2 separate regions of the Mus musculus genome follow, and region 1 is linked to region 2. Evidence: chromatin contacts called from ENCODE Hi-C or POLR2A ChIA-PET data. All regions are on one chromosome and are shown on one strand. Each heading gives the region's core, a stretch centred on a gene start or an enhancer-like site at or near the end of the contact. The rest is flanking DNA. Distances are from core to core; before and after follow the strand shown.

Evidence for each region. Hi-C counts contacts between places; a loop is a spot of excess contacts on that map. ChIA-PET counts read pairs that join two places held with the same protein, here RNA polymerase II (POLR2A).
Region 1: a map of heart shows a loop between it and region 2 (1.9-fold over the local background). The contact joins the promoter of Mvb12b here to the enhancer-like site in region 2. A Hi-C loop is called at or near these places in 2 of 37 maps with a recorded cell type or tissue (CH12.LX and heart). POLR2A ChIA-PET finds 5 or more read pairs at or near these places in 3 of 5 experiments (Patski and embryonic stem cell).

What each region holds. Positions count from the first base shown.
Region 1 is chr2:33,886,613-33,889,312 of GRCm38, reverse strand. Mvb12b (multivesicular body subunit 12B) reads left to right here and starts at 1,367. Exons shown (of 10, transcript NM_175184.4): 1 at 1,367-1,993. The coding sequence starts at 1,919.
Region 2 is chr2:33,842,103-33,844,802 of GRCm38, reverse strand. All of the region lies in intron 2 of Mvb12b (multivesicular body subunit 12B), which reads left to right. Among named protein-coding and RNA genes, the nearest start is that of Nron, 38 kb to the right of the region's middle. Within about 2 kb of position 1,387, at least 1 of the 3 ENCODE cell types and tissues checked has a DNase peak (open chromatin) inside an H3K27ac peak, as active enhancers do; it is heart, where a contact is called at or near this core.

The sequences.
Region 1 (2,700 bases), core at 118-2,617, 45 kb before region 2:
AGTCAGGGTTTCTATTCCTGCACAAAACATCACGACCAAGAAGCAAATTGGGGAGGAAAGGGTTTATTTGGCTTACACTTCCGCATTGCTGTTCATCACCAAAGGAAGCCAGGACTGGAACTCAAACAGGTCAGGAAGCAGATGCAGAGGCCATGGAGGGATGTTCCTTGCTGGCTTGCTTCTCCTGGCTTGCTCAGCTTGCTTTCTTGTAGAACCCAGAACTACCAGCCCAGAGATGGCACCACCCACAATGGGCCCTTCCCCCTTAATCACTAATTGAGAAAATGCCCCACAGCTGGATCTCATGGAGGCATTTCCCCAACTGAAGCTCCTTTCTCTGTGATAACTCCAGCCGTGTCGAGTTGACACACAAACCAACCAGTACAGTCAGATATGGTGTTGATTCTCATCATGGGTAGTTAACGGGTAGGCTTTGGGGAGAGCGGTTTTCTTGGCCCAGATGATTCTGGGAAATGGCTGCCTAAACAAATGAACCAGGCTTTTGTTTGTCTTGTCTTACTATGGGACTTCCCAGAAGTGTCCATAGAGTCTCCCAAAGGTGGACAGATGGGTGTCACACAACACTTACTTTGTTAGACAGCAAGCATTCTTCATAAAATCACATATATTCAGGTCTCTAGGGATTGGAACTCTGCACTTGAGTTCTTGGTGGTGTTATCTCTGTTAGATCTTGATATCAGGGTTATGATAAACCTGGAAATATGTTTTTTTTTTCTTTTGCCTGTAGCAAGTTTTTGTTGGAGACAAGGTCTCTTTTCAAATCCTCTGTGGCTTTCGGGCAACTCACTATGTAGACCAGGTTGGTGTTGAACTCACAGAGATCTGCCTGCCTCTGCATCCCAAGGGCTGGAATTAAATGGAGCACCACTGTGCTGGGCTCTGTACCAGTTAAGAACACAGATTGTCTGTTTCCTTATGGTGCGTTTGGACTTGTTATAAACCCATTTGGATCAGTGGTGTTTCTGAGTGACACAAGTACCTGGATTGTATGCACACATTTGAGAATTGTCCCCACGGGATCTTTTCCTTGACAGCCTGCTTGGCACCATTTGCTTCAGGAGCTGACTATTTTGGAAAAGCACAGGATGTGTGACTATGAGTCCCGATGCCTGAGCAAATCCAAGCCGGCTACCGTGTGATCCTCTGTTTTAAATATCCCGTTTAGCACATGTCCCCTCCAGGGCCTGCAGGCCTGGCTGTGTAGGGGCAGGTGGTTCAGGGATCAAAGGCTGCTGATGCCTCCTTTTCTTACAGCCTGAGGGTCCTGCTCCATTTCTTCCTGACTTCTGTACCTTTCCCCAGGCACTGCAAGGGCAGGCATGCTACACTAGATCCCTCCTCAAGGCTTGCCCCCAGGCCTCTGTGGGTAAATCATTTGCCCAGCAAGAGGGGCAAGCTGAGACCTGCTCTGAGAGTGGGGTCAGTCTGAGGCCCGGCTGCACCGCATTAGGTTAGCCGGATTGTGGGCAGAGCAGAGGGGATCGCCCCGGGGTGCAGTCAAGCCTACAAGGGACAGGTGGGAAGGCGTCTCTGCAAAGGGCCACTCCGGGCCTGCAGGCCTGGGTGTCAGAGCGTCTTGCAGGGACCTACAGCTGGGCTGAGCGGTGGACGAGGGGGACGGCGAGGCCTAGCAGAGCCGAGCGGAGGCCGACTGGGGGCGGGGACCGAGGGCACCGGGGGCCACAGGGCGGTGCGCTCCCGGGCTCCGCCGCAGGCTGCACGCCCCTCCCGCCCCGGCCCCGGCCCGAGCCGCTGCTGCCGCCGCCGCCGTCGCTGCCGCCGCCAGGCCGCGCCCCGCCCCTCGCCGCCGCCGCTCCCGGGGAGGCTGCGCTCGAGCTGCGGCGCCGGCTGCAGCCGCCTGGGCCCCGGGCCCGGCTCCTCCCGCGCCGCCCGGGCGATGAGAAGCTGCTTCTGCGTCAGACGGAGCCGGGACCCGCCGCCGCCGCAGCCGCCGCCGCCCCAGCGGGGAACAGTTAAGTGAGGCCCGCGCGGGAAGACGGGCGGGGACGGGCGGGCACGGGAGGAGCCGGCCGGGCCCAGGCCTGCGGGCGGCTCGCCCAGCCCCGCGTGGGGACAGGCCCCGTGAGGGCGGCCTCCGCCCGGCGCGGTGCCGCAGGCTCTCGGGGGGCTCCGGCTCGGCCTTGCGGCGGGAGCGAGCTGGGGACTCGAGTCGCAGCAGCGCTCCGAGGGTGGAGCCAGGTGAGGGGCGACGATCTCCACCGGGGCACACGCTGGGGACAGTTCCCTTGACTCGCCTGGCCTGGGGTCCGGCTCTCAGCTGTCACGTGGGTGCGGATGAGCGCGCACCTGACCCTCAGACATCATTACCTGGGGGCACCCGAACTGTAGGGCACCTGTCTGCAAGGTGACCAGCCATCCAGGAAGCGTGGTGGGCATGTTGATTAGCCTCCCCTTGCAATGACTCCAGCCAGGGCAAGTGAAGCCCAAGGGACTGATTAGCACCGCACCAGGGACCACATCCTCAGAGACAGACACAGTGAATAAGGTAGAGCCAGGAGCATCTTTGTTTTCTTTGTCTTTAGCACACAGCTGTCCCTAAATTATCAGCCTGTTTCTTCTGTCCCCTGACCCCAACGACCTGTTCAGCAAGACAAGGCAGGCCCAAGGCAAATGGCCATAGCCCCTACTCCCTGCCCCCACGGGAGACCCAGAGCGCCT
Region 2 (2,700 bases), core at 138-2,637:
TGCCTGTGGACTAGAGTGTTTGCCTTTTCTATGGCCTTATGAAAGCTCTCTGCACATATTCTCTTATGTGCTCTCTTATAAGCACTTTTCCCTCTGACATATCCTGGACACAGCCCTGGGCATATGTCATCCTGTGACCGTTCTGCATGTGTGCTTGGGTTTCCTCATCTGTAACTCAGACAGCAGCTTCATCTCCTCAGAGCTTTGCCGTGTGCACTGTGGGGCCATGGATGACTTACACTGAGGAGTTAGGGAGAAGAAATGTGTGGTGAGAAGCAACTGAGTGAGGGAAAAGGACATCCAGGCCTCGGATGGACGAATGTGCTTTCTCTCCCTAGGGCAGAGTTCAGAATCGTTTCAGTGAGCTTGATCTTTCCATTATCTCCCTGGCATTCACCTCTCTGGGCTTCTGAAAAGCCTGAGGACACCCTGGGTCACACCTGGACGTAGAGATCTTTTAAGCCATTCAGCACCCCGATGATTCAGGTCTTACAAAATAAGGAAATGGTTTGGCATGAAGATTTGTGTTGCTATGTCTCGGTCTGTTTTCAGCTGCTGTAGTCTGTATTGTGCTATAGCGTCCACAAACTGGACGTTTATGAACGATGGAAGTCATTTGACTCTGGGGTCTTGAGTCTGGGAAGCCCAAGATAGAGGAGCTATTTCCCATGACGGCTTCCTTGTGTTGGATTAGTGTAGCAGATGTCACAGAGTGTGGAAGTGCAGAGGAAATGTATGAGATGAACACCCCTGCCACAACAACCTACCCAGAGTAACATCATGAGTCCCTCTCCAAGGGCTGCACCCGTTTGGCCTAGGCACCCTCTTAGGCCCCACCTCTTCAGCCTCACAGCTCAGTGGCAGCCACACTCCAGTCTGGGCTTTGGAGGAGACACTGAACCATAGTACAGTTTCACACCTCTGCCATCAAAGCAAAGCCCAAGCACTGCCATGCCTCAAAATGTGCCTCAAGTGTCCCTGTATCTATAGCCTTCAACACTTAGCCGGCCCTCCCAGCTTTCCCTCAGCACAGTGATAGCTGGGCAGTCTTTAATGTGCCTCTCCCTGTCTGCTTGGGCCCTTCTGTGTTCCAGATAAGCCTGCCTGAGGTGTGTCAAAAGTCCTGAAGGCATTTTCCCAGCAGTGGGCCTAGGGGGTCTGGGTTTTTGAGCATACTGAATGACTGGAGTAAGTTTGCTGCTGTCTTCAGGTTCAGTTATCTAAGCTGGTGTGGGTTTGGTGGGGTGGGGGGGCTCCCCATGTCATTTGACTGTCAGGACCCTTCAGTGAAAAGCGGTAGGTGACTTGCTTAGACCAGTGCCTGACAAACAGTGGACTGTCAGCAGGCTGCTGCCCTATGCCTAGCCCTAGCCAGGGGAGAGCATCCCACTTGGCTTTGGTCCTTCTTATCTAGGCATATCAGCTAGCTGCAGGCAGCTGGGACACTGCTCAAAGGGCTGCTGGGAGCTCTCTGATAATCACTTATTTTCTGTGACAGCCAAAGGAGGAAATGGGAGGCTGGGCCTATGAGGTCCAAATAACACTGCTGTCCCTGTTACCTACTCCCTCTCAGGGCTCCCTGGGTTCTGCAGCTCCAACACTGGGCACCCAAAGGTGGATGCTGGCAGTGGAGAAGGCTGGAATCAGTAGCATGTGCCACCAGACATAATCATCAGTTGGGAAATGTGTTGATACCATCTAGCAAGGCATGAGATCATGGGCCGCTAGAAGGGCCAGTGACTCTTGTATCACAACTCTCTGCTTCTTCCAATTAGAATGTGCCTTTTAACAAACCAACATATGCATGCAGAGTTTGGTGGTGGCGCATGCCTTTCAATCCCAGTGCTCAGGAGGCAGAAGCAGGCAGATCTCTGTGAATCTGAGGCCACTGTGGCCTACATAGTGAGTTTCAGGCCAACTAGGGCTATAGAGAGACCCTATCTTAAAGAGTAAAAGCTGCTGGCTCACACTAGCACTCAGGAAGCTGAGGCAGGAGGATCATCAAGAATTTAAAGTCAGGATGGGAGGAGGAACTCTGAAAGGAGAGACCAGGATGGGGGGCAGCATTTGAGATGTAAATAAGTTAGTTAGCTACATACATACATACATACATACATACATATGAGTTTAAAGTCAGCCTGGGCCACAAAGTGAGGCCCTGTCTTAAAGCAAAAACCTAAAAATACAAAACAAAGCAAATTATGAAAGCCTGACAAAGGCTTATGAGGAAAGATGTCTTTCCAGACTTCCCAGTTTAGATAACTGAACCTTGCTCTTCCAGGCTGAGCTGGTTTGGTTTGGTTTGGTTTGGTTTTCCCTCTGCTGCTGTATCTCAGTAGTTTGATGACACAATTTCTTTCTTGAGTTGCCTGTTTTATGTTTCATGTACTTTTCCCCCTTGTAAGGCAGTGTCACAGATATCTGATGAGTCTCTTCTTGGCAGTCCCATCTTGTGACAGGGCAGACACTGGGTACAACTGAAGGAACTGGTGTTACCTGGGCACCAGCTGACTCCAAGCCTGGGCTACCAGGACAAGTCAGCCTCCTTCAGCACTAGAGGCGCTCGGCAGCAGCCTTGGGGTCAGTGCCCAGGGCAGTGGCCTCAGTAGAAGGCAGCATGTGCCTTGGAGAGTGGTGAGCTGGGAAGGGATGGAGGGTGAGCCTCCTGCTTAGCTTGCTGGCTTCAGTCCTGGGAGCAAT